Regions from separate parts of the Homo sapiens genome. Here all the other regions are linked to region 1. A link is a loop called in an ENCODE intact Hi-C map of the cell type or tissue named here. Cell type or tissue: IMR-90. All regions are shown on one strand. Region 1 overlaps PRDM8-AS1 (PRDM8 antisense RNA 1). Region 2 overlaps LINC01088 (long intergenic non-protein coding RNA 1088). Region 3 overlaps LINC01088 (long intergenic non-protein coding RNA 1088).

Region 1 (8,000 bases):
TCTTCATTTGTAAAATAGTAAAGACAACATCTATCTCATAGAGTGGTTATGAAGCCTGGGTTCAGATCCCAGCTAGGCCACTTGCTTGAGTTAGTTAGTATCTCTATGCTTTTGTTTCCTGTGAAGCAGGGGGATCTGTGAAATAGGGATATTATAATATTTAACATCAATAACATCATATTTAAAGGGTCAGCATAAGAATTAAGTGTGATGAGGCTGGAAGAGCATTCAGCCTAGCACAAAAGAAATGCCCAAAGTTTAAAGCAGCTCAGTGTCTTCTGCTTTGGAATGCTGGGTAAATAGAATTTTTAAAATCTCAGCTCTCTCCTCCCAATTTTTTTCCTCTTTGGAGAGAAACAAGATGCAAAGATGCATGTCAGTGTGTGGGGTGGTAGTGACTGGAGAGTTGGAAGGAAGTAGCTTGTGGTAGAAAGTTAGGTGACCCTTGTGGAAGCTGAATGCGGGTCCTCCTGGCCTTTTGTCTTTAGTGTTTAGGTACAAGGTAAAAGGATTGAAAAGGCAGAGAAAAGGGACTTGGAACATGGAAGACACTCAACAAATGTTTCTTGAACAGAAAATGACATTTCAAAAATCAGGGAGACAAAGAGTCTGTCTGAAATGGGAATGGAGACCCAGAGCTGGGATTGACTGCCATCTCTTGGTGCCAGGTTGCCAGTAGGCATTTGGGGCTCTATAGGAGCATTTCTGAGTGACTTTATGTTACAGATCTCAGGAAGGGGGGTGACATTACTCTAGAAGAACAGACTCCGAGGACAGGAGGAGCAGGAGGTTGCATCCCCCTGCATATAGAGAAGGGGCATAACCCAACAACAGACGCGGAGCAAACCTGACTCAAGAGAAGTTACAAGTAAAACTCAGGTGAAGAGAAGAAAAGAGAAATGATATGGACTATCTTGGGGTGAATTAGGCCTCCAGTATAGGGTTGGACTCTGTATATCCCCCAAACCTTGGAAATTCAATTTGGAGCCCCAAACCCTAAATTCACAGACATCCCCTAATTATCTCCATAGCTCAGACCCTTTCAAAGTAGAGAAGCATACCTGCATTACCAAATGCCCCATCATTTCCCCCTCTCCTTCAATACCAGTATCATCCTCTGACTTCAAATGGGAGCTCTTAGCATTCTTTTCTGTTCTTCATAGATAATAAAATAATGGACAATAATATTTTACCCATCAACTAAGAGGACATTCAAGAAAACGTGGCCTGAAACAGCATTCAAGATGATATTCTTCTGCTTCCCCCCGCCCCAGGGCAGAGAATGCTGATACAGCAACAACCTGGGGTATTTCGTAAACTTCTGGCTCTTAGTCCACTACCCTGACTAAAAGGTGCTGTTAGCAAAAAGGAGAATAAAATAAAACCAATTCCTCAGTGTTCTACCCTGGGGGCAAAGGAGACATTGGTGAGAAGGAGCCACAACTTGGAAAAAGATTTATTTTTCCTGGCCATAAATCTCATCCCTTGTTCCTCTGCCCAACGAAGCATGATAAAGTCCTTTTCCATAAAGTATTCAGTATTAGAGCCACAAAGCTCCCCCAATCAGTAGCCATCTGCTTCTACCATAACTGCTGCTCCCGAAGCAGGGAAAGCAGCACAGAGAAAGGGCACCACTGTTAGGCTGCTGGACAAATGAGGAGCCTGAATAGCTTTGGTTTTCCTTGTGTATCTGTATCTATAGAGACAGCAGAAGAAAGGCCGCATTATATTGATACAACAATTGTAAAACAAAACACGGAAGAGGCATCTAAAGGGCAATATCGCATGCATCAGGGGTCCCCAGATAAAAGGGGCACTAACAGATTTATAGAAACTTTTAATTGGTTTTCAATTGAAAGCTAAAGAGGCCAGGGTGTAGCTGTGAAGAGTGGCAAAGTGCTCTCCTTCAGCCCTCTGGAGGCGTGATCGATTTCATGAAGGGAGAAAAGAGGAGACCCTACCCGCCCAGAGCTGCTGCTTCTTTGAGGGCAGGGAGCAACTCCACATTAGCAACTTTCCTCTTTGGCCAGGGAGTTAACTGATCTGATCTTGACAATCAATCTCTCTCTCTCTCTCTCTCTCTCTCCACCCTGCCTTCTCTCTCTCCCTTCTCTTCCTTCCTCCCTTATTTCCTCCCTTCTTTCTTCCCTCTTTCAGACCAGTAGGTAAGTGGAAAGAGGAAGGAAAGGCTGCAAAAGTAAATCTAACATTCCAGTTCTGGAAAAAAAAAGGCTCCTAATAAGGCCCAGACTTTAAACCTGTTTACCCGCTAGTAGGGAGGCCTCTGAAAGTAACAGGAGTCTGACTCTTATCCTACCCCATCCTTCCTCTTCTCCATTTCTATAACAACCCAGTCTTTCCTTTTCTATACCAAACGGGAAAAGCTAAGCGTCACAGGAGTCTCTCCACCTAGTGCAGTGAGAAGTTTTCCCTTGTGGCCACCGGGTTTATTTCAGAGTGGATCTCTCCATTCAGCCAGTACCGCGCGCCTTTTCCTTAACGCCTTCCTGAGAAGCCAGCTGCAGCGACGGTGGCCCCCGCCAGCTTCGGTGGACAGCGCCCACCCATGCAGCAGCCTCGGACGTCCGTCCGTCTGTTCCTAAAGCTAATTTATTGGCCCGACCCTCCATTACCATTTTCGGCTTCCTAATTAATCAACGATAAAAGGCAATGACGCAAATTACGATTATGAGGGAACTGGAAGACGGTTTTGAATAAAATGGGAGAAGGGAAATATGATTAATTGAACGACATGATAGTGAAATCTCAAGTGCGAGAAAAAGGCCCCAAGGGATCAAACTCTGAACTCATCCGTATTGCAGGTGCGCCCCTCCTGTTGTCCTAGTGCCCTCGCAAGGGGACAGCCCCTAAATTCAGTCACATGGGTCCTAAGCCTTCGGAAGAGACCGAACTGGGTTCCCACTCCAGCTCCCAACCACACTCTGTGCATGAGGCCCTTCCTCCAATCCTACCCCTTCCTCCAATCCCCATCACTCACTTTGCCGCCGCCCCTGACGATTTTCCGGGCTCCTTGCCGGTGAGTCTGCTCCACTTCAGGACCGCATTTTTATTGAAGTGCACCCTATTATTTCGCTAATGAGTTGCGGGTCTCCTCAGTTTCCCTTCTGTCCTTGCACATTCCTCTAGCGAGGCTTTTTGTGAAATTGTAGGAAAACAAGTCTAGTAGGTCAGAGATCGCATTTGCTCGTGTAAGGGATTAATAAAGCTCTTGTCTGATGCTGCTTTTTAGAATTACGTTCGGGATTAAAAGACAGACTCAACACAGGCACACATTTTGCATCCGCTGGTGGTTGTGATTAATTTTTCCGAGGGGATTTGGGCCGGGAGCTTACGGAACGTGCTCTCTGGGTCTAAAACCCAACGACCTCGGCGCACGGGCGAGCGGAGGGTCTGGGGGCACTGTGGGTACGCGCCAGAACACTGGGGGATTAGAGAGGACATCGGACGGGCGCGGAGTTGCCAGCCACTGCGGCCTTTCAATGTCCCTTCCCTCCCTTTCCCCACCCCCAGCGCAACTGCTTCTGAAAAAAAACGGTGAAGACTGTCCGGGGAGGCTGTCTTTAGGGTTTTGGAGAGAAGTGGGGGGCGGGGGAGAGAGAAAGAGAGATACTTTTGACTGTCATGACTTTTCGAGGGGAGAAAGGGGCTCAGTACAAAGCCACTGAACTTTAAGCATCCGTCTAGCAAGGGAAATCCCCAGCTCTGCATTCCAGGGAAGCGCTGCCCCAAGTGCATAACTCACCCCCCAATCAAACAGTCGCCGTGCCCCGTCCCCCGAAAAGAATGACTTCAACCTCTGAGAGCTGCCATTCTCAGGGCTGCTTTCGCGAGCACCCAGGGAGGCACCTATGGAGAGGAGCCAGAGCCAGAACCTGAGCGTGAAACACATCCATCCCCTCCACACTACCTTCCGGCGGGCGACAAACCCTCCCCCCGCCAGTGATCAGAAAAGAAAAGGAAAAGTACCGGGGTGCAAGCGGGGAGGGAGGGGGAAGTAAGAAAACAAGCGCAGAGAGAAAGAGAGAGGAAGAGAGGACGAGGGAGGGGGGAGAGAGAGAGAGAAGCAAAAAGGAAACGAGAGAGGAGTACAGTTAGAACTGAGAAAAATGGGGAAGGGGTGGTCGCGGTGGGCGGTGGGCATTACCGCTTTCCAGCGGAAGGGGGCATCTTTGCGGCAGAGGCAGCGTTCCCCGGGGCGGGGGCGGGACGCCGGGGCAGAGCCAGCCCTGTAGCCCCGGCCCCGGGGTGCTGGCGCCCTCTTCTGGCTGCTGTGCGGCCGCTCCCTGCTTCTCGCGGGTGCTCTGGTCCAGAAACTGTTCCGCCCTCCGCGCCCAGGATGAAGGGGCAGAGGGGAGGAAGGTCAAGAAAGAGAGAGGGTTGGGTACCGGAACGCTCAGGCTCCTCCTTCCCCGCCCTTCGCCTGCCCCGCGGCTTCCTTACCTGGGGACTGTGGGGCTCCTTCCCCGGGAGCGCAGCTACTGCGGGCCCCTCGGCGGCCGCTCTCCCACCCCAATCGGAGCCTGCCGAGGAGCCCGTCCGCCTCGCGAAATGGCCCCGGTCTCTGCTGCAGCAGCTGGGAGGGAGGGAGCGACCGCCGGCTGCTGCCGGGCGGCGTCTGGGGGCCGCGAGCCGAGCGCAAGGAGAAGCCATCTGGAGCCTCGGCAGCGGGCGGGGGTGGGGGTACAAGAGAAGGGGCCAGGCTGCTCGGCCCCAGGCGGGCGCGGGGCAGGGCTCTGGCGTGGGAGTGGCGCCCAGTCGCCCCAAGTACTGCGTGTGTGTCGCGGGAGGGGTGGTGTGGGGAGGTGTGTGAGGGTCATGGCCCCTGGGGAGGAGGAGCGGAGGCCTGCCGTTCTCAAGTCCCGCCGATTACAGGGCAGCCCGGTACCCGCAGGTTTAGCAAAAGAGAGGGGATCCTCCTGGCAACCACCAGCCCCCCTCCAGCCATTCTCCCTCCGGGGATGGAGAGCTGGGCGAGGACAACCCAAGCACTCCTACACGCTCACACACCCGCTGTCCGTCAGAAGTGGTTTGCTCATTTTCCTCTCTTCCCACCTTGTCCATCCCACTCCAGGAAACATTGCTCCCCAAACGGCACGGATTTCTGGACGCCTCCACCTTAAGACAGCTACTTCAGCCAGAACGTGGGACAGGCACTAACGGGATATCACCCTTGGGGATAAACACGCTCCAGTTTCCTGTGGACGGTGGAAGAGGAAAGAACAGGAGAAGCTGCCAAAGGGATGGGGTGTAGGAAGCTCATCCTTGCACGTTTAGACTAGGGAAGAAGAGAATATTAGGGATGGGGGAGGGGGGAGGATGGGAAGTGTAGTTTTTCCCCTTCCTTCCTTTCATTTCAGATCCCATTTAGTGCTTTTATTTCTTTAATTTTGAAAACTATTTCCCTTTCCTGAATCTGGATGCGGGCAGGGAGCGAACTCAAGGAAATGATGAGCATGGATGAGAGCCAGGGGACAGGAGATATGTCCTGGGAACTCAAACTCTGCTGCTTCGCCACTGTCTCCGAGATGCCCTGAGCCTTAGCCCAATGTAAAGGGAGCTGATTGGGTGTATGGGCAGTGGCGGGTGGTCTGAGTAAGAAATAAAATGAGGGCAAGCCAGATCTACTCCCATCCCAAAGCATTAAAAGACACACCTCCCCACCCCTCAGCTGTCTTGTGTCCGGCAGAATGGCATTATGTAAAAGATCTGGCATGTCACCCAGTGGCACATCTGGTAGGTGTAGATGGCATTCATTAGCACGGGGCTTCTACTCTGCAGCATGCCAAAGCTCTGACAGAGATGCCCGCTGCCAATCATTCATTGGCTGCCAATCCCCAAGCGCGGCCGGGCGGGATGGCTTCCTTCCACCCTGGCATCAGGAGTGGAGGAAACAATGTGTTGAGATAGAAGAGATGAAAGTGGAGCTGAGGATGCGAGGCACCCAACAGATGTATCCCATGAGGAGATAACGGTGCTAAAAGTCATTTAGCAAGAAAGCATATGCAGGATCTCAGGAGGGAGGCTTGGGCAGGGGGTCTGCTTGCCTAGGGCTGAGCTGAAGGAAAAGCAGGGGAGCCCTTTCAGAAACCTGAAAGTTGAGGTTGCTTCTCTAAAAACACACAAAGACCAAAACCTCAACCCCCTAAGTGTAGGATTTCCCCCTCTCTTTGGTTTGTCACTTGTATCTCTTTTTATCTAGCAACCTAACTACCTCTGTAAAGGTCAACCTTTGTCATGTTTTTTTCTGAGGACCGAGATGAAGAGCACCTTCCTGTTTTAAATTTTGCATAATTCTCATAGACTAGTAATTTGGGGGCTAAGGGGAGGAAGACTGTCAGGCTATCTTCAGTGCATCGTAAAAGGCAAAGGTCTTATTTCCATTATTAGCTTTTCAGAGGGGATAAAGATGAACAAAGGAAAGCAAGGAAATTATTAAAATGGCAAAGGAAGATTAAACACAAAATCCAGGATAGAGGTTGCCTTTGAGGTTGTTCTTTTTCTTAGGCTGGGTGGCAATTAACAAAGTGTTCAGCGTAGTTTTTCTTTATGCCATATACATATTTTACATTCTTTTTATCCATTCACAACTTAATAAAGCAACAACAAAACTCAGGGCTTTGAAAGTTTGTGGAACTTGGTGTTTAAGTTGACTCTAACTTAAGCTCTTTAGTTTATATATATAATATATATTTGTGTGTATTATCTATACAATTATACTCTTTTTAGTATATGTTATAAAATATTTGGGACATATACTATAAATTTATTCATATTTTATCTAAAACTGAAACTTTAGTTGGCCATTACATATATTTATTTGCTAAATCTAGCAACCTTGGGTATGTTGGCTCATGGTCACAATATAGCTGCTGTAATTCCAAGCATCAAACCATCGTTTTAAACATGAAGAAAGGAACAGGGGCAAAAAGCTGTGGTTGTTTGCTTAATCAATGAAAAGAATACTTTCACTTTCATTAGGCAGACCTGGATCTCCTGGCCACATATACATGCAAAAGAGTTTGGGAAAATTAGCCTTTAAAGTATAAAAAGATAGCGATAAAGGACTGGGGATGGTTGTTGGGTTGCAATCAAAGGTGTCTGACAAAGAAACCGAAGATCAAAGAAGAGTTAATGTTAACATCAAACAAGAGTATAGCTTATCAAGTTTTTTCATTGTTTTAAATAAAAGTTTTCTGTTTTCATTATTGTGATTAAAGGGATACTGTTCTTGAGTTTAGCAGTTTCTTTGTGAATTTTATCAAATATTTCAAAATAAGGGCTTGGTCTTAATGTGTTCAGAAGACAGCTAATGTAAAATTTATCTTATATTTAGATGAAATTAGTATTTGCATTAGTAGTATAATTAGAATGTACTTACAAATTTAAGTGAAACAAAGAAAATGATGTTACAAGGACTGGGATTTGAATTCCCATTCTGCGACTCATTGGGTGTGTGACTTTGGGTATTTTATTTATCTAAGTAATATTTCCCCATTTATAAAATGGGTTAATGTTGATGCCTTGGAGGGTTATCATGAAGTTTAGAGATCATGATACGCATAGAAGGTTTTGAAATGTGGCAATTCTCAGAGACCCAAAAGGAAACAGAAATTCAGCCCAAATGAATCATATTAAGAGATGAGTAGTCTCCCTGTATCTGTGGTTCTGCTTTCTGCAGTTGGAAAATAGGTGAGTACGGTATAAGATATTCTGAGAGAGGGAGAAAGGAAGACCATATTTACATAAATTTTATTACAGTATGTGATGGTTAATACTGAGTGTCAACTTGATTGGATTGAAGGATAAAAAGTATTGATCCTGGGTGTGTCTGTGAGGGTGTTGTCAAAAGAAATTAACATTTGAGTCAGTGGGCTGGGGAAGGCAGATCCACCCTTAATCTGATGGGCGCGATCTAATCAGCTGCCAGCAAATATAAAGCAGGCAGAAAAATGTGAAAAGGAGAGACTAGCTGAGCCTCC
Region 2 (8,000 bases), 940 kb after region 1:
AAGATACCACTAAATTTTTCTTTTTACATATCCATTTAGCTTAAATACTTAATTGCATTTTAAAGGATTCTTTAAATTAATATTTGGAGTATTTCTAAGTTTTAAAACTGCTCAAATTCTTATTTTTTCTTTTTTTTTTTTTTTTTTTTTTAGTATTTATTGATTATTCTTGGGTGTTTCTCGGAGAGAGGGATTTGGCAGGGTCATAGGACAATAGTGGAGAGAAGGTCAGCAGATAAACATGTGAACAAAGTTCTCTGGTTTTCCTAGGCAGAGGACCCTGCAGCCTTCCGCAGTGTTTGTGTCCCTGGGTACTTGAGATTAGGGAGTGGTGATGACTCTTAACCAGCATGCTGCCTTCAAGCATCTGTTTAACAAAGCACATCTTGCACTGCCCTTAATCCATTTAACCCTGAGTTGACACAGCACAGTTGCAGAGAGCACGGGGTTGGGGGTAAGGTTACAGATTAACAGCATCCCAAGGCAGAAGAATTTTTCTTAGTACAGAACAAAATGGAGTCTCCTATGTCTACTTCTTTCTACACAGACACAGTAACAATCTGATCTCTCTTTTCCCCACATTTCCCCCTTTTCTATTCGACAAAACCGCCATCGTCATCATGGCCCGTTCTCAATGAGCTGTTGGGTACACCTCCCAGAAGGGGTGGCCGCCGGGCAGAGGGGCTCCTCACTTCCCAGACGTGGCGGCCGGGCAGAGGGGCCCCTCACCCCCCAGACGGGCGGCTGGGCGGAGGCGCCCCCCTACCTCCCAGAGGGGGTGGCTGCCGGGCGGGGGCGCCCCCAACCTCCCAGAGGGGGCGAACAGGCAGAGACACTCCTCACTTCCCAGACGGGGTGGCTGCTGGGCGGAGGGGCTCCCCACTTCCCAGACAGGGTGGCCGGGCAGAGGTGCTCCTCAGTTCCCAGACGGGGTGGCGGCCAGATAGAGACGCTCCTCACCTCCCAGATGGGGTGGCGGCCGGGTAGAGACGCTCCTCACCTCCCAGACGGGGTGGCGGCCAGGTAGAGACGCTCCTCACCTCCCAGATGGGGTGGCGGCCGGGTAGAGACGCTCCTCACCTCCCAGACGGGGTGGCGGCCGGGCAGAGGCGCTCCTCACTTCCCAGACTGGGTGGTGGCTGGGTAGAGATGCTCCTCATCTCCCAGACAGGGCGGCCGGGCAGAGGCGCTCCCCACATCCCAGATGATGGGTGGCCAGGCAGAGACGTTCCTCACTTCCTAGACGGGATGATGGCCCGGGAAGAGGCGCTCCTCACTTCCCAGACTGGGCAGCCAGGCAGAGGGGCTCCTCGCATCCCAGATGATGGGCGGCCAGGCAGAGATGTTCCTCACTTCCTAGACGGGATGGCGGCCGGGAAGAGGCGCTCCTCACTTCCCAGACTGGGCACCGGGCAGAGGGGCTCCTCACATCCCAGACAATAGGCGGCCAGGCAGAGATGCTCCTCACTTCCTAGACGGGGTGGCAGCCGGGCAGAGGCTGCAATCTCAGCACTTTGGGAGGCCAGGGCAGGTGGCTGGGAGGTGGAGGTTTTAGCGAGCCGAGATCACGCCACTGCACTCCAACCTGGGCAACATTGAGCACTGAGTAAGCGAGACTCCCGTCTGCAATCCCGGCACCTCGGGAGGCCGAGGCGGGCAGATCACTCGAGGTCAGGAGCTGAGACCAGCCCAGCCAACACCGCGAAACCCCGTCTCCACCAAAAAATACAAAAACCAGTCAGGCGTGGCGGTGGGCGCCTGCAATCCCAGGCACTCGGCAGGCTGAGGCAGGAGAATCAGGCAGGGAGGCTGCAGTGAGCCGAGATTGCGGCAGTACAGTCCTGCCTCGGCAACAGAGGGAGACCGTGGAAAGCGGGAGACGGAGACGGGGAGGGGGAGGGGGAGGGGGAGAGGGAGAGTGAGACTCAAATTCTTATTTTCAAGAGCTATAATAAAATGCTTACATTTTAGTTTACTTAGTAGTAAACTAGTTAATTTTAAAAATTTTATCTTGGAAACATAGTGATGGGAACATTAACATTTACTCCAATTTCAGTTTCCCAAATACTGTTTTACCAAGAATCAGATAACAAATAAATACTAAGTGAAAAAGACAATAGGCAAAGTACTAAATGAAAAATTGGGCAATGTATCTTTCATTCAGTTAACAGACATACTGATGCCTATGGCTTAGTATTACTGGAAGTAGCCCAATGAAGCGGACTGGTGGGACTGTTACAGGCAGTTAGGCATGAGCAGGGCAGGAGAGGGCTCTCCCTGCCCCACCCACTAGAAAAGTCAGGTGATGGTTTGGCAATTATCGCAATGCCTCTCTAAAAGCGATAACTTGGCAGCCAGAGCCAGGGAGAGGCCAGTTCCTGATGGTCCACCCCTGTTAACATTGAAGTGTTAATTAAAGGCTGACCCCAGGGAGAAGTAACTTCCTGGTCATGCACCTTAAGATACAAAAATGGCATAGTATGATCTTCCGTGTACACTCCATTGGAAAAAGGAAGAAAGCCTCAGTTGGGCATGCCTATAACTCTCTAAACACACTGCGCATGCTCAATTCCCAAGGGTAAGGAGAACCCTGCACATGCGGAAAGCCCACCCTAAGGGAAGAATCATGGGAAAGAGGCCAGCCCATAAAGTCCCAGGATCGAGGTTAAAGGCCCTTTTTATTTCCTCTTTGATATTCATGTACCCTCTTGTATCTCTTCCAAGTTAACTTTCCTTTCTTTCCTGTTCTAAGGCCTTTTAAATAAACTTCCACTCCTGCTCTGAAACTTGCTTCGATCTCTTTTTCTGTTTTATGCCCCTCAGTTGAATTCTTTCTTCTGAGGAGGCAAGAATTGAAGTTGCTGCAGACACATATGGATTTGCCACTGGTAACTGGAGGTACCTTGAATCTCTTCAACTGCTAACACATCAGTAAACTTGTTTTATTTAAAAGACAGTAAACATACAATAAATGCAGTGGTGATTAAGACACAAAAGAGATTGCTCTCATGGAGTTTATGGTTTAGTGGTGAGGGAAGGGGTAGAGAACATGCAAGTTCAAAAAATGAACGAGATAATTTGAAAGATTCAATTACTTCCTAATCCTCTATCTTTCAAGCATTATTGGTGTAAGCGCATATGTGGGGGATGGACATGAATCCCATATGACAATTTTGTCAAGATCTTTTCAAGATAATTGAGGAAAGGGAGCACCCTTCCTCATCTTCATTTTTTAAAATATTATTTGCAGCTGTGCAGGATACAAATAACCGTCCAGTTGGCCCTTTTCCAATTGAGAACATGTTATGAAAGTCAGTGAAAGGGTCCTGAGGTCTTCAAAACCTGGGGACATCTTTCTTGATGGGTTGTGCTCTAAGGTTTTCTCTCTACCATGTATGCATCTGAGGAAGCCTTTCATCAATCTCAGACCACTACCCAGAAATTTCAAACTTGACCCAACTCCGGAAAATCACTTGGGTAACCGAAAGAAGCATTTAACCTCCAGGGTTAGTTCATGACTAGAGGAGATCCCATTCTTGACTATGTCCAGTAAGCAGTGGGCTTCCTTAAACTATCCAAAGCCTAATTCTTATCTCTAATGAGAAGTAGCTCAAGGGAACCCTAAGCTCCTCTCCTTCCTGAAAAGCATTGCACAGGTTAGACATAAACCAGCCTGATGGCTGTGATATGAATGCTGTAACTACCATATAGCCAATAGGTCTACTGCATTCCTGATGTTTTCTATTCCAGACTAACAACTGAACCCCAAAGTGGATAATAAAATCCCTAAAATATTTGGGATAAAATATCTTCTCTTGTTCATACAATCCTTTTTTCCAAATCTCATAGATAAGTAGTGTATTAAGATGGAATGAGACAGAAAACACAGTAATTTGAACAGGGAATTTTAATATAAAGATTATGAACAGAATTAACTATAGAGGACTAAGGAGGACCAGGGCAGAGGAAGAATGTCCAATGAAGAAATACATTTGGAAGTTCCTTTCTCTAAGTCTGGGGTTCAGACTTCATTGGAAAAGACATTGTTGGTACCCTTTGGGTGGCAGAGAAGTTCACTGGGTTTCCCCAGGCCAGACTAATTCACAATTGCTGGGTAATCAAGAAATGCCCCTCCATAGTACAAGTGAGTTGAAGCAGGCAGACACAATTGCAGCTAGACCTGGCAAGCCAGAAATGCACTTCCAAAGTGCAGGTGGACTGAAACTGGTAGGCAGGGAACTAGAGCTGGAACTAGCTGAAACTAACAAGAAGGATATCCCCCTCCAAGGTGCAGGTGGGCCACAGCTATGGAGCTGACTGCTGTAGTGCTTACAAGACTCTCTAGGAATGCATTCATGGCGGTATGAATGGAACTTGACAGGAAGCCATCCACAGAATTACCACTTAAACTCGAAGGGGATGAGTACTACTAGATGCCTCTCACGTGTGTCACTGGCAAACAAGCATGAGGAGCAAGAAGCAGCATCAAGAAACACATTGGAATAGCAGAGAAAAGCCCCTTCTTCCTCACTGTTCCTCCAGTGCCCTCTATTGACAATGTTTAACATCATGCCAACTACAAAGGATAAATGCTTATAGGTTCCATCTCCATTATTGAAAAGCATGTAGTGATAGGTGGATTTGGACCTGAAAGGTCCAGACTACCTCTTTGGCTACTCAGTTTCCATATGCACCTTTCTAACACATTTGAGCTTCCATACCACATTAAAATAACCCTAAATTTCCATCTAACAAGATTCAACTATTTTACTTACAAGTGATGCAGTTCTTACCCTTTCCCCAAAATGAGGAGAGACATAGTCCCAGCAGTCATTGTATCTACTGCCTACTATACTAGTTATTCCTCAAGTTCCTCCATAGCTCTACTGAATATGCTGTCACTTACAGACTAAGTTATAAAGTTAATCTCCACCGACTAGTATATAAAAGTAAATGGAAAGAAGAAAGCAAAAAGAAAGTTAATATATGCAAATATTAGAAACAAAAAGCATATATGCAAAATTACTATGGTCCTTGTTTCTGCACTTGTACAGTTGACCTTTGAACAACAAAGAGGTTAGAGGTGCCAACCCTCCACCATGCAATCAAAAATCGACTCTAACCTTTAACTTCCCCAAAACTTAGCTACTAATAGCCTTCTGTTGACTGGAATGCTTACCAATAACATTAACAGTTATGTAACGTATATTTTGTATGTTATATGTATTATATACTGCATTCTCACAATAAAGTAAGCTAGAGAAAATAAAATGTTAATAAGAAAATCATAAGAAAGAGAAAATATATTTAAGCGAAAGTGAATCATGAAGTCTTCATCCTTATCATCTTCATGTTGAGTAGGCTGAGGAGGAGGAATAGGAGGGGTTGGTCTTGCTGTCTCAGGGGTGGCAGTGGCAGAAGAAAATCTATGTACAAGTGGACCCACACAGTTCAAACCTATGTTATTCAAGGGTCTACTTTAGTTGATATCTAAGACTTCCTTTCTCCACTAGCCATATCGTATTTGCTTTGCCCTTAGCCAGAATCTCAGCTGGTTGACGATTCTTTACCTGGTGGAATAACCCAAATGTTCATTCCCGAAGTGTCTGAGTCCTCAGTTACCCTGCCTTTTTTTGTTGTTGTTTTTTAGTTGCTATACTTCTCTGCTGACTTTTGCCATTGAGCATGAATATATTAGGAGACACCACAGAGAATCTACCATATTTCAAACATGGTCCTCCTTACCTCCATTGTGTAACAGCAGCCCAGTTTCTCCTTGATTATTGGAATTGATCATTCCAACCAGAAAAAGTAACTTCTTTTTCTTTTGATATGTTTTTTCAGTGGCATAAGAAGCCCAAAATGACTAGTTGGCAGTCTCATCTCCCCATTCAATGGAATCATTATTGTTTCCACTGATGGAAGTATCTTCCATGCCTCATTCCCTTTAGTGACCAGCATCCATAAACAACCGAAATGCAAAGTTGCAGGACAGGAAGCAAAAATTCTGTGAGTAGGGTATTATGTGATATTTTGAGAAGAACATTGCCAATCCTACCCTTTGATTTCCAGACCCTTGTATTCTGGCTATAGAAAAGGCATCCTCATATAATGATCTCTAACACAAAGCATATACTAAGTACATCCTGTAAAATGGAACCTCATTTCTGTATTATCTCTCAACTGACACTATACCTGACTGCTTTAGTAAGCCATTCCATCTTTAAATTGGTCCAGCCACTTCTGAGTGATGGGGGATGTGGTAAGGTTAGTTAATTCCATCAGTATGAGCCCATTGCTACATTTCTTTTGCTTTGAAATGAGTTCCTTGATCACACACAATTATACATGGAATGCCATAAAAAGGATAAATTATTCTGTGAGTTCAATGCTGGCAGAAGCATTAAAGGTGGGAAAGGTAAATCTGTATCAAAAATATGTCTATTCCAAGAGACAAATACCTTCCCCCTTTATGATGGAAGACATCCAATGTAATTAATCTGACACCATTTCCTGGTACTCTCAGGAGTTGTTAGCAGATTAGGCACTCAGCAGTAGTGCAGCCAGGTCACCCTTGGTAAGTGCACACCATGATGTTGAGCCCATGCACACCTCCATCACTGACATCATGGCCACTTTGCTCATAGGCTCATTGTACAAGCAGTGGGCTAGCTGGGGAAATCTAGATGACTGACCACTAGAGAACATGTCATCTTATCCTCCTGACTATTAAAATAGACATCCCTTGGTGGGCATTAATATAGAAAACAAATATCTTCACAGTTTGTGTCCATTATAAGAGGTCCATTCACAAACATTTTTTTTTTCCGAGACAGAGTCTTGCTCTGTCACCCAGGCTGGAGTGTAGTGGCACTATCTTGGCTCACTGCAACCTCCGCCTTCCGGGTTCAAGCGATTCTCATCCCTTAGCTTCCTGAGTAGCTGGGACAGGCACACACCACCATACCTGGCTAATTTTAGTATTTTTCTTTAGTAGGATGGGCTTTTGCCACGTTGGCCGGCTGGTCTTGAATTCTTAGCCTCGAGTGATCCACATGCTTCAGCCTCCCAAAGTGCTAGGATTACAGGTGTGAGCCTCTGTGCCCAGCCCCATTCACATACTTATTCTCAGACTTCCTTGTCACCAATCTCCCAATTCTCTTCCTTCCAAGACCCTGATCATCCAGCTAAACTATTAACAACTGCACATAAATTAATGTATATCTTTATTTCTGGCTATCTCTCGCTTAAGGCATAGTAGACAACCAAAACAGTTATGTTCATATAATGTTAATGGTTCATGCAAATTGAATTCTATAAGTGAATGACACTTCATACTGAATCCAGCTACAAGACTCCCTAGATTCATTTAGTACTAGCTGACTCCCAAGCCTTGCCAACTCGCTCAATGGAATCCTACCAGCTGTCATTGTCACCTTTCACTTAATATTTATCACTCTCTCAATCTTTCTCAGAGTGATATCTAGACTTAAACATAAGTCTATGGCTCCTGCCATGGAAGAAATCACAGCAAATTTACCAGCTCCTGTCCAACTCAACAATACCATACTATGGGAAGTATGACCTGGATTTCCCAATAGAATTCCAAGTGGCCAGGTAATATAACTCAGAATTGCAGTGACATTAGTGTCTATGGCATAAACCTTGACCAAGAGAACTACAAGAGGCAAGTATATACTGGCAAATAAATCTATTCATTTCCTCCTGCTGCTGATTATTCCAAGGCACAGAGATTCTAGAGATGATCTCAGGAGACATCTCTTATGACTGAACAACTGCCATTTTTTGGTGTGTGAACCTGTACTTAACTAGTTGAGAAATGATTTTTTATTTGTGTTCCTTTTTCCCTATCTCACTTCCCTTCTTCCTTCACTTTTATTACCCTGAGATTGTACTCCCCAAGAAAGCATTATTAACATATATGCTTTGTCTGAAGCTCTGTGTTCTAGGTAATCTGGGCTAATATATATCATACATAT
Region 3 (8,000 bases), 1.1 Mb after region 1:
TCTTCAGTCAATGTGATATGGGTGTGGATTATAAAATAAGTAAGTGTATAAATGAGTGAATAATAGCCAACACAACTCACTATGCAATAATTACACATATATTAACTCACTGAATCATAAGAATACCCTAAGAATTAACCCTATTATTACCCAAATTTTACAGATCAGTAAACTGAGACACAGAGAGGGTAAATAACCTGCCATATGATATACAGCTGTTAGGTGGGGTTGTTGGAATTCAGTTCAGGTTGTCTGGTTCCAAAGTCCATGCTTTTGAACTAAAAGTTACAGATAAAGATAATACAAAGAAAGAACGAATGAAGGAATGAAAGGAGAAAAGGAGGGAGGGTAGGAGGAAGGAAAGGAATCAAGGAAGGAAAAAGAGGAAAGAAGGAAGGAAGGAAGGAAGGGAGGGAGGGAGGGAGGGAGGGAGGGAGGGAGGGAGGGATACTGCCTCTGTAACACAATGGGGAAATTTGAAAAATGTTCTTGAGGAATGAAAGCAAGTCTTTCTGAAAACCAGAACAGGTCTTTTTGGAGAAAAGGAGGAAAGAGGGGTGTTTGATGCCAACTGAACCCACTATGAGAGGAGCTAGGTAGAGGAGAAATGACTGCATTTTTGGTCTGTCTGTGCCAGCTCTCAGGGCCTCCCTTTCATGAATGTATCCATCTGCCCCAGAATCCTAAACATTTCAATCAATACTCCTCTCTGCTTGGAGTTAAGAAGATGTCAAGGAATAAGATACCTGGAAACCTAAAATGCAAGTGTGGTAATGCATGGTCACTTTGCCACAGTGAGTGCGCTCAGCTTCATGCCAAGGAGTGCAGCCTGCCTTCTTGCCAGCAGTCCAGACATTCATCAAACAGACCACACAGCAGAAGCAGCAGGCACAGAAGCAGAAGGGATCTGTCCACCAGAAGAGAAATCTTCCACACATCCATGGGAAAAAAAAATATATACACGATGGGAAGAATAGACTAACGCTGACAGTAGTGGCAGAGTGTTTGTGATGAGATAAAGTAATTGAAACTCAGCAGTAATGCTGACTGGGAACAGAAATAGCGGGGAACAACACATCATTCAGTGTAAACTCAGAGAAGCAGACCACACAAATAACAGAAACATCAGTCATTGTTTTTTGGACTTAGGCAGACCAGGAAATCAAGACCATTAGAAGCTTTAGCACAGATGCCTGAGAGTGCTGAGGTTTGAAGGAGCAGAGGGTTTGTTTTAATTATTTTCTTTTTTCTTTGTTACATTAGGCTCCTTTGGGGTAGCTGCGTCGGGTGTTTTAAAGAGTAGAAACAAAGACTTTATCCATGTGACCCTATTTGGAACCTTTTACATTTATATTGGTGCAGGTGTTTTCAAATAAAGTCTTCCAATAAATTATGACCTTCAACTTCTAGATGAAGTAGTGTTGGTTTTCACTGTGGTAAATATATCAGAATGTTGAGTATAGTACTAAGAATTAATATAGTTATCATTTAGGGAATACTTACTGTGGACCTTTCAGGCATGGTATAAGTGCTTTATGTACATTAATATTCACAAAATCCTGAAGGAAGTGCTGTTACCCCCATTTTACAGAAAATAAAATTGAGACTGACAGAGGTTACAGAACCAGGAAATGGCAGAGTCAGGATTCCACCACAGGTTTGTTGGGCTCCAAAGCCCTTGTTGCCTTCAGAATTGTCATTAGAAATATTAAAATAACTACACTCCAGACAGCAGTCCTGAGGTTTACCCTCAGTGTACCCGTGATTGGGCTGGCACTCATGCTTGCTTGAACCTTCAACCACTGGAACAAGCAGGGGCACCACAACAGTGCGACAGTGGGAGTACTGGAAGGAGCCTTGGACGAGATTTCAGAAGAGCTGGGTTTGGGGCCTGACTAAGTTTCTAATTTTTGATTCCCTTGCACATGTTCTCATGCCTCTGAATCTCGGTTTCTAAATCTCCACAAAATGGTGATAAAGAGACCTACGTTATTAGACTTGACATTGGGTGATTAAATGAAAAATATGATATAAAACGCTCCAGAAATGAATGTTTTAAGCCTATATAGCTACGTGATACTCTTAGATGGTAACTCTCTGGTTTACACTAAAATACTCACCCAAACAGAGGTCAGTGTCTTCCCCTCATCGCTGCTTTCTCTCAGCAGCCACAGGCATTAGATGCTACCATGAGAAACATTCTCCAAATGCTAGAAATTGTGCAGGATGAGCATGAGCAAGATGACCATAAATTGGGTGTAAGCCTAGCCCTGGGAAAAAGACAGAAAAGGAGTTGGAAATTTTTGAAGTGCTCTGCATTATAAAGGACAAAAAGGGATGAATAATTCCCTATTTTCTTAATGCATGTTGCTGGGATTAGCATATAGTGAAGGCAAGAATACTAAATCCTGTTGCCTTCTGACTGCATCATTATACGGAATGTAAACATGCATGTATCTATGAGGTATTCAAAAATGCCCAGGCTTATCAAAATTTCATTTTTGCCTCCAATTTCAAAATTGTGCCCTTTTTTCCTAGAAAGCTGCAAAATCAAGACTCTTACTAGGTCTTGTGGCTTTATATCCCTTGAATTGCATTTAAATGTAGTCTCAAAGTCCCCAGATTTCTACCAACGTAACCAGAATTTTCAAGGATTTAAATTTTTAAATTAGGGATCCTTTTGAAAATCTGTTAAAAGTCATTAATCCTCTCCCCAGATAAAGGCTCATGCACACACATACACACATACACACACAGCTGACTGTACAGGAAGTTGCAGATTCTCTGAAGTCCATCCATGAGCCCTTAAGGATTTATGGGCCCCAAGTTACTCCCAGAGTTCACATGTGCTTCTGCAGATTAAAATACTGCACAATAACGCTTGGCCAGGAGGCAAAGTGGGGATTAAAATCTATTCCCCCATACCACTCATCAAGTCATGTGGTGTCCACACAGAAGGGAGTTTGTTTTCTAATTTGTGCAAAGGTGCCAAATGGCCAACTGTGGTATACTAGGGCCAGCTCACAAGCTGAGTACATTGTGTTGTCTCCTCCCAACTCCATGTTCAGTGACAGTCACAATAGTGGTTTGAAATCAGCCATAGTGGTACTATTAGCACCATGGAAATCAGCAAAACCTGCAAATTAGGGCCACACCCACTAAGAAAGCCAGATGCCGAAGATTCACCAGTACACCACAGCATGTGATATAGTAGGGGCCCTGAGAACTCGTCCTATGTCATAAGAGATTTTCAATAAAAACCTGAAAACACTATTTTTAAACCTACATCCTAATTACCTTTCAGCCTGTCCTAATTGCCTTTAGGTCAAGGGCACGTGGGCCCTGGCTTGTTTTGAGCACAAATTTAATAGTTAACAGATGCTAGAGGAAGTATGCAGAGAGATCTGTGGAAAAATTGATTCCCATTTGATCCCAGATGGGTTTAAAGACAGCATCCACAGCTATCAACCTATGTTTTAAAGCATCTGCAGCACTGATAGCAGTAACTGCCACAAGAACCATTAAAAAAACAAAACAACTAATGGTTGCATATAATTTTTAAGATAGGGATTATGAGGAAGAACTGTGGGGGAAAATAAACGTAAGACTCATTACTCCTTAAGATGGCAAGGAAGAAAAGTCCTACCCATCGCAGGTATAAATTGTTGTGGACTGATATCAGGTGTCTTCTGTAGGCTTTTTGAAGAACAGCTCTTTACAACTGAATTCTATCTTGAGCTAAGCATTCTCTTAGCAAGGAAAAAGAAAAAGTCAGGTCAAACGATTGATTCCATTTCTGAATTACAGAGGGTTATTGATTTTTCATTAAGGTTCCTGTGCTGCCCTCAAGAGCAGGGAAAGAGAAGGGAAAGTAATTCATTGATCAGAGCGGAGGGCCATGTTCATTTATTGGCTTCCTGCCACATCCCATTATTACCGGTTCTAAATGTATATTGAAGCCAGTTTATTTTCATCATAGCCTCCTGTCATCAGAAGTGTCTCCGAGTAACTATTAGTTTAATCATCCTTTTCTCACAATGGTAATGAGTGATAATATCCAACGTGATCCTGGATTCATAGATATTATTCATTGGATTGCAGCGCTGCCCCTCACAAAGCTCTAGTTAAGGGTCTGCTGATGCTTTCATAGTCTAAAAGACATAATAGCTTGAGAATTTTTAAATACATGTATATATTTGAAATAGAAAAACTGTAGTGCTTTCACCATCGTTTTATTTATTTTTTAAAAAAAAATCCTGAAAGATTCACGTTTGTTAACCTGTCAATTACGATAACTTTAGGCAGTGCAAGAAACCCATCCAAATCAGGTATCATAAGTCTACACCAGGACACTGGAAACCAATCCAGAAAATCATAAAGCATGTCCAGAATAAGTCATGTATTCCACTGAGTACACTAATTTTATTTGTGGAAACAATCTTGAATTAGTTTATGCGTCTTGACTTACATTTGAATTTTTATTTTACATATTAGCAAACTGAGGTCCCAAAAGACTGAATGGTGCAGGATCACCCAACAGAGTGGCACCGTGGGGACCAGGACTCATGTTCCCTGGCTTCCCAGTCACTGTTTGTCCCGCAATACCATTCTAATGATCTGTCATCCAATTTCAGGTGATATTTATAATGCATAAAATGAGAAGCTGATATTGACTTTAATATCAAATCCTGGAAATGCTACTAATGCTTTTTCTTTTTCCCCATCTCCAGATAAAAACTACTGCCTGTTAAGTTCTGCCTCACACCTAGGTAAATTAATCAGCTGCCCACATTGTATAATAAGAGTGCCTACTCTTCTGAGTGGATTTTCCCAACACCCTGTGAGAGGCAGGAAGAATTCTCCCATTTCATAGATAATTTGGCCAAGGCTACATGGGAAATAATTTGCAGAGCCTGGACTCAGATTCAGGCCTTCTCAATGATGAGGGCTTTTTCCACTACCCTACAGCTCCCTCTGGTGCTGAAATTAACAGTGGGAACTATTAAAAATGACTATGAAAAACTATTTTAAAGATGTATCCCAGTAAATTGAGCTAGAAAATACAGTAGAATAAAATATCTTATTCAGAGTAGCAATCTATACAAAATGCCTATGAATAACCATGACAAAAATATGTATGGAACTTATCTGACTAAAAATAGACTACTGAAAAAAATGTAAAATAAGATCTGACTAAATGAAGAAACACAAAATACTTAAATATGTCGATTTTTTCCAATGTAACATTTTGGAAGAAGGTAGATAACATTATTCTAAAATTTCTCTGGATGAAAAATCAACACACACACAAAGATATTTTGGAAAAAAAATTAATGAAGGAGCACTCAGTCTATCAAATATAAAAATGAAATTTAAAACCTCAGTATTTGAAACTAGTCAAGAACCTGTGTAAAAATTAACAATTGGAAAACTATTACCTATTTGAAAAAATTAAATTTATCCAATTTAATTTTGAATGCTCATTTTACAAGGTGCACCAAAATGTATTTTAGATAAAGAGTTAAATATTTTGGGTTTTTTAAATACTATAAAATAGGAAGAAAATAAAGATAAATATTTAACTTATGTAACTGTTTTATCAATATAAAACCAGTAGAAAATGAGAAAAAATAGATTTTACTACATTAAAATTTAAAATGTCTATTCAAAACATCACAAACTACAAAAATTAGAGATGCAAATCACACACACATGCAAAAAATGTTCTATCTCACTAGCATTCAAAAACATTGATTAAAATAACATAAAATTTTTATCTACTGAATTAACAAGATTGTTTTAGATAATAATAATCAAGACTCTAGTGAGACAGATGCTATCATACTTTTGATGGGAGAATAAGTATTTCATTATTTTAAAAAATATGATCTTATGCCCCTGAATTTGTATTTCTAGAAATTTAGCCTAAGGAAATGACCAGAGATGTTTTTAAATATAAATGTGTACAGAAATATTATTTATAAGAGCCCAAGAGGGGAAATAATCTAAGTAAAAATAGAGGTACTCTTTTTTTTTTTTTTTGAGACAGAGTCTCACTCTGTTGCCCAGGCTGGAGTGCAGTGGTGAGATCTCAGCTCACTGCAACCTCTGCCTCCCGGGTTCAAGCGATTCTCCTACCTCAGCCTCGTGAGTAGCTGGGATTACAGGCGCCCCCTACCACACCCAGCTAATTTTTGTATTTTTAGTAGAGACAGGGTTTTGCCATTTGGCCAAGCTGGTCTCGAACTCCTAACCTCAGGTGATCCACCCACCTCGGCCTCCCAAAATGCTGGGATTACAGGCGTGAGCCACTGCGCCTGGCCAAAATAGAGGGATTTTTAAATCGGACACAACCATATGATAAAGTAACACAAAAACATAAAAATCATGTTTGTCTGAACTTTTATTTAGGTTTGGGGATGCACATGCAGGTATATTATATAGGTAAATTGTGTGTCATGGGAGCTGGGTGTACAGATTATTTTGGCACCCAGGTAATAAGCATAGTACCAAATAGGTAGTTTTTCAATCCTCACACTCCTCACTCTCTCCAACCTTAAGCAGGCCCCGGTGTCTGTTCTTTGTGTCCATATGTACTCAATGTTTAGCTCCCACTTATAAGTGGGAACATGCAGTATTTTGTTTTCTGTTCTTGTGTTAGTTTGCTTAGGATAATGGCCCCCAGCTCCATCCATGTTGCTGCAAAAGACATGTTCTCATTCTTTTTTATGGCTGCACAGTATTCCATGGTGTGTATATAACACATTTTCTTTATCCAGTCTACCATTGATGGGCATTTAGGTTAATTCTATGTTTTTACTATTGTGAATAATGCTGTAATGAACATATGCATGCATGTGTTTCCATGGCAGAACAATTTATATTCCTTTGGGTATATATTCAGCAATGGGATTACTGTGTCAAATGGTAATTCTGTTTTGAGTTCTTTGAGAAATCACTAAACTGCTTTCCACAATGGCTGAGCTAATTTACATTCCTACCAACAGTATATAAGCATACATTGTTCTCAGCAACCTTGCCAGAATCTGTTGTTTTTTGACTTTTAATAATAGCCACTCTGACTGGTGTGAGATGGCATCTCATTGTGGTTTTGATTTGCATTTCTCTAATGATTAGTGATGTTGAGCATAAAAATCATATTTTGAAGGAAATTTAATAATGTGGGGAAATGCTCATTCATAAAAAGAGAGAGAGAGAGAGAGAAACATTGTGGGACCAAAGTTATAAAGACTGAAATAGCAATGGGAATGACGAGACAGGGATGAATGGGAGAACAATTTAAGATTTAGAGGAATGGGATAGGATCCTGTTACTAAAAGCATGTGTGGAAATAGGGGTGAGCACTGGATTATGCCCAGGATATCTGCTCAGGTTTTGGGTGAGTAGGGGAGGCCATTGCCAAACTAGGTAATACACATGAAAAGGTCGAAACTTGACCTGACTCTCTCCAATATCAATATAAGCAGTCTGCTTAATACCCATCTTTCTTAATCCCATTGGATTTTGGTCCCCACTACCACCACAGGAGCATTTTAGGTATTAGGAAAGCTCACTATGTCTTGCCTCTTTCTGACATAGCAGACCATGCAGTCTACTGACATTGAAATTATGTTCAATGTAAAACTGCAGCTACATGGAGATGCAGAGAGATATCCACGTTATTGCTGCACTGAAAGCTCAAGTTGGGGGTGTTCTAAAAGGTTTAGGAATCAAGAAGAATGTACAAAAGATAAGCTTGCCAAAAACACCAAATAATTACTAAACCTCTACAGCGCACATAGCACTCAACTGGATAGCGAGAGGAGTATAACTATGTGAGAAACTGTGTTTATGCTTCAATAGATTTTGCCAATAAAAGTCTTGAGAATATGAGGAATAGCTTGAAAGAGAGATATATTTTTATAATCTACATAACTTCTTTAATTAAGCAAAATAAGTATATTAATAAGAACTTAGTGTAGTATTTACCAGGTTTAATA

Evidence for each region. Peaks named below come from ENCODE experiments on the same cell type or tissue, not always from the same donor. Only the 100,000 strongest peaks of a DNase experiment are listed, where the experiment ranks them.
Region 2: it touches region 1 in a loop (8-fold over the local background); 2 of 110 quality-filtered maps call a loop at or near these places.
Region 3: it touches region 1 in a loop (4-fold over the local background); 7 of 110 quality-filtered maps call a loop at or near these places.

The regions. Positions count from the first base shown.
Region 1 is chr4:80,180,517-80,188,516 of GRCh38, reverse strand. PRDM8-AS1 (PRDM8 antisense RNA 1) reads left to right here. Exons shown (of 6, transcript NR_183912.1): 6 at 5,093-7,253. It also overlaps a transcript of PRDM8 not described here. Among named protein-coding and RNA genes, the nearest start is that of PRDM8-AS1, 13 kb to the left of the region's middle. RefSeq lists silencers at 3,168-3,462, 4,122-4,301, 4,312-4,361, 4,452-4,631, 4,782-4,831. In IMR-90, a CTCF peak has its summit at 4,238 (motif pointing left); a DNase peak (open chromatin) is centred at 4,256; H3K4me3 peaks cover 3,040 bases; H3K27ac peaks cover 2,806 bases.
Region 2 is chr4:79,238,529-79,246,528 of GRCh38, reverse strand. All of the region lies in intron 4 of LINC01088 (long intergenic non-protein coding RNA 1088), which reads right to left. It also overlaps a transcript of NAA11 not described here. Among named protein-coding and RNA genes, the nearest start is that of NAA11, 84 kb to the left of the region's middle. In IMR-90, no CTCF peak of the experiment used is centred here; no DNase peak of the experiment used is centred here.
Region 3 is chr4:79,039,245-79,047,244 of GRCh38, reverse strand. All of the region lies in intron 2 of LINC01088 (long intergenic non-protein coding RNA 1088), which reads right to left. Among named protein-coding and RNA genes, the nearest start is that of LINC01088, 71 kb to the right of the region's middle. In IMR-90, a CTCF peak has its summit at 4,973 (motif pointing left); no DNase peak of the experiment used is centred here.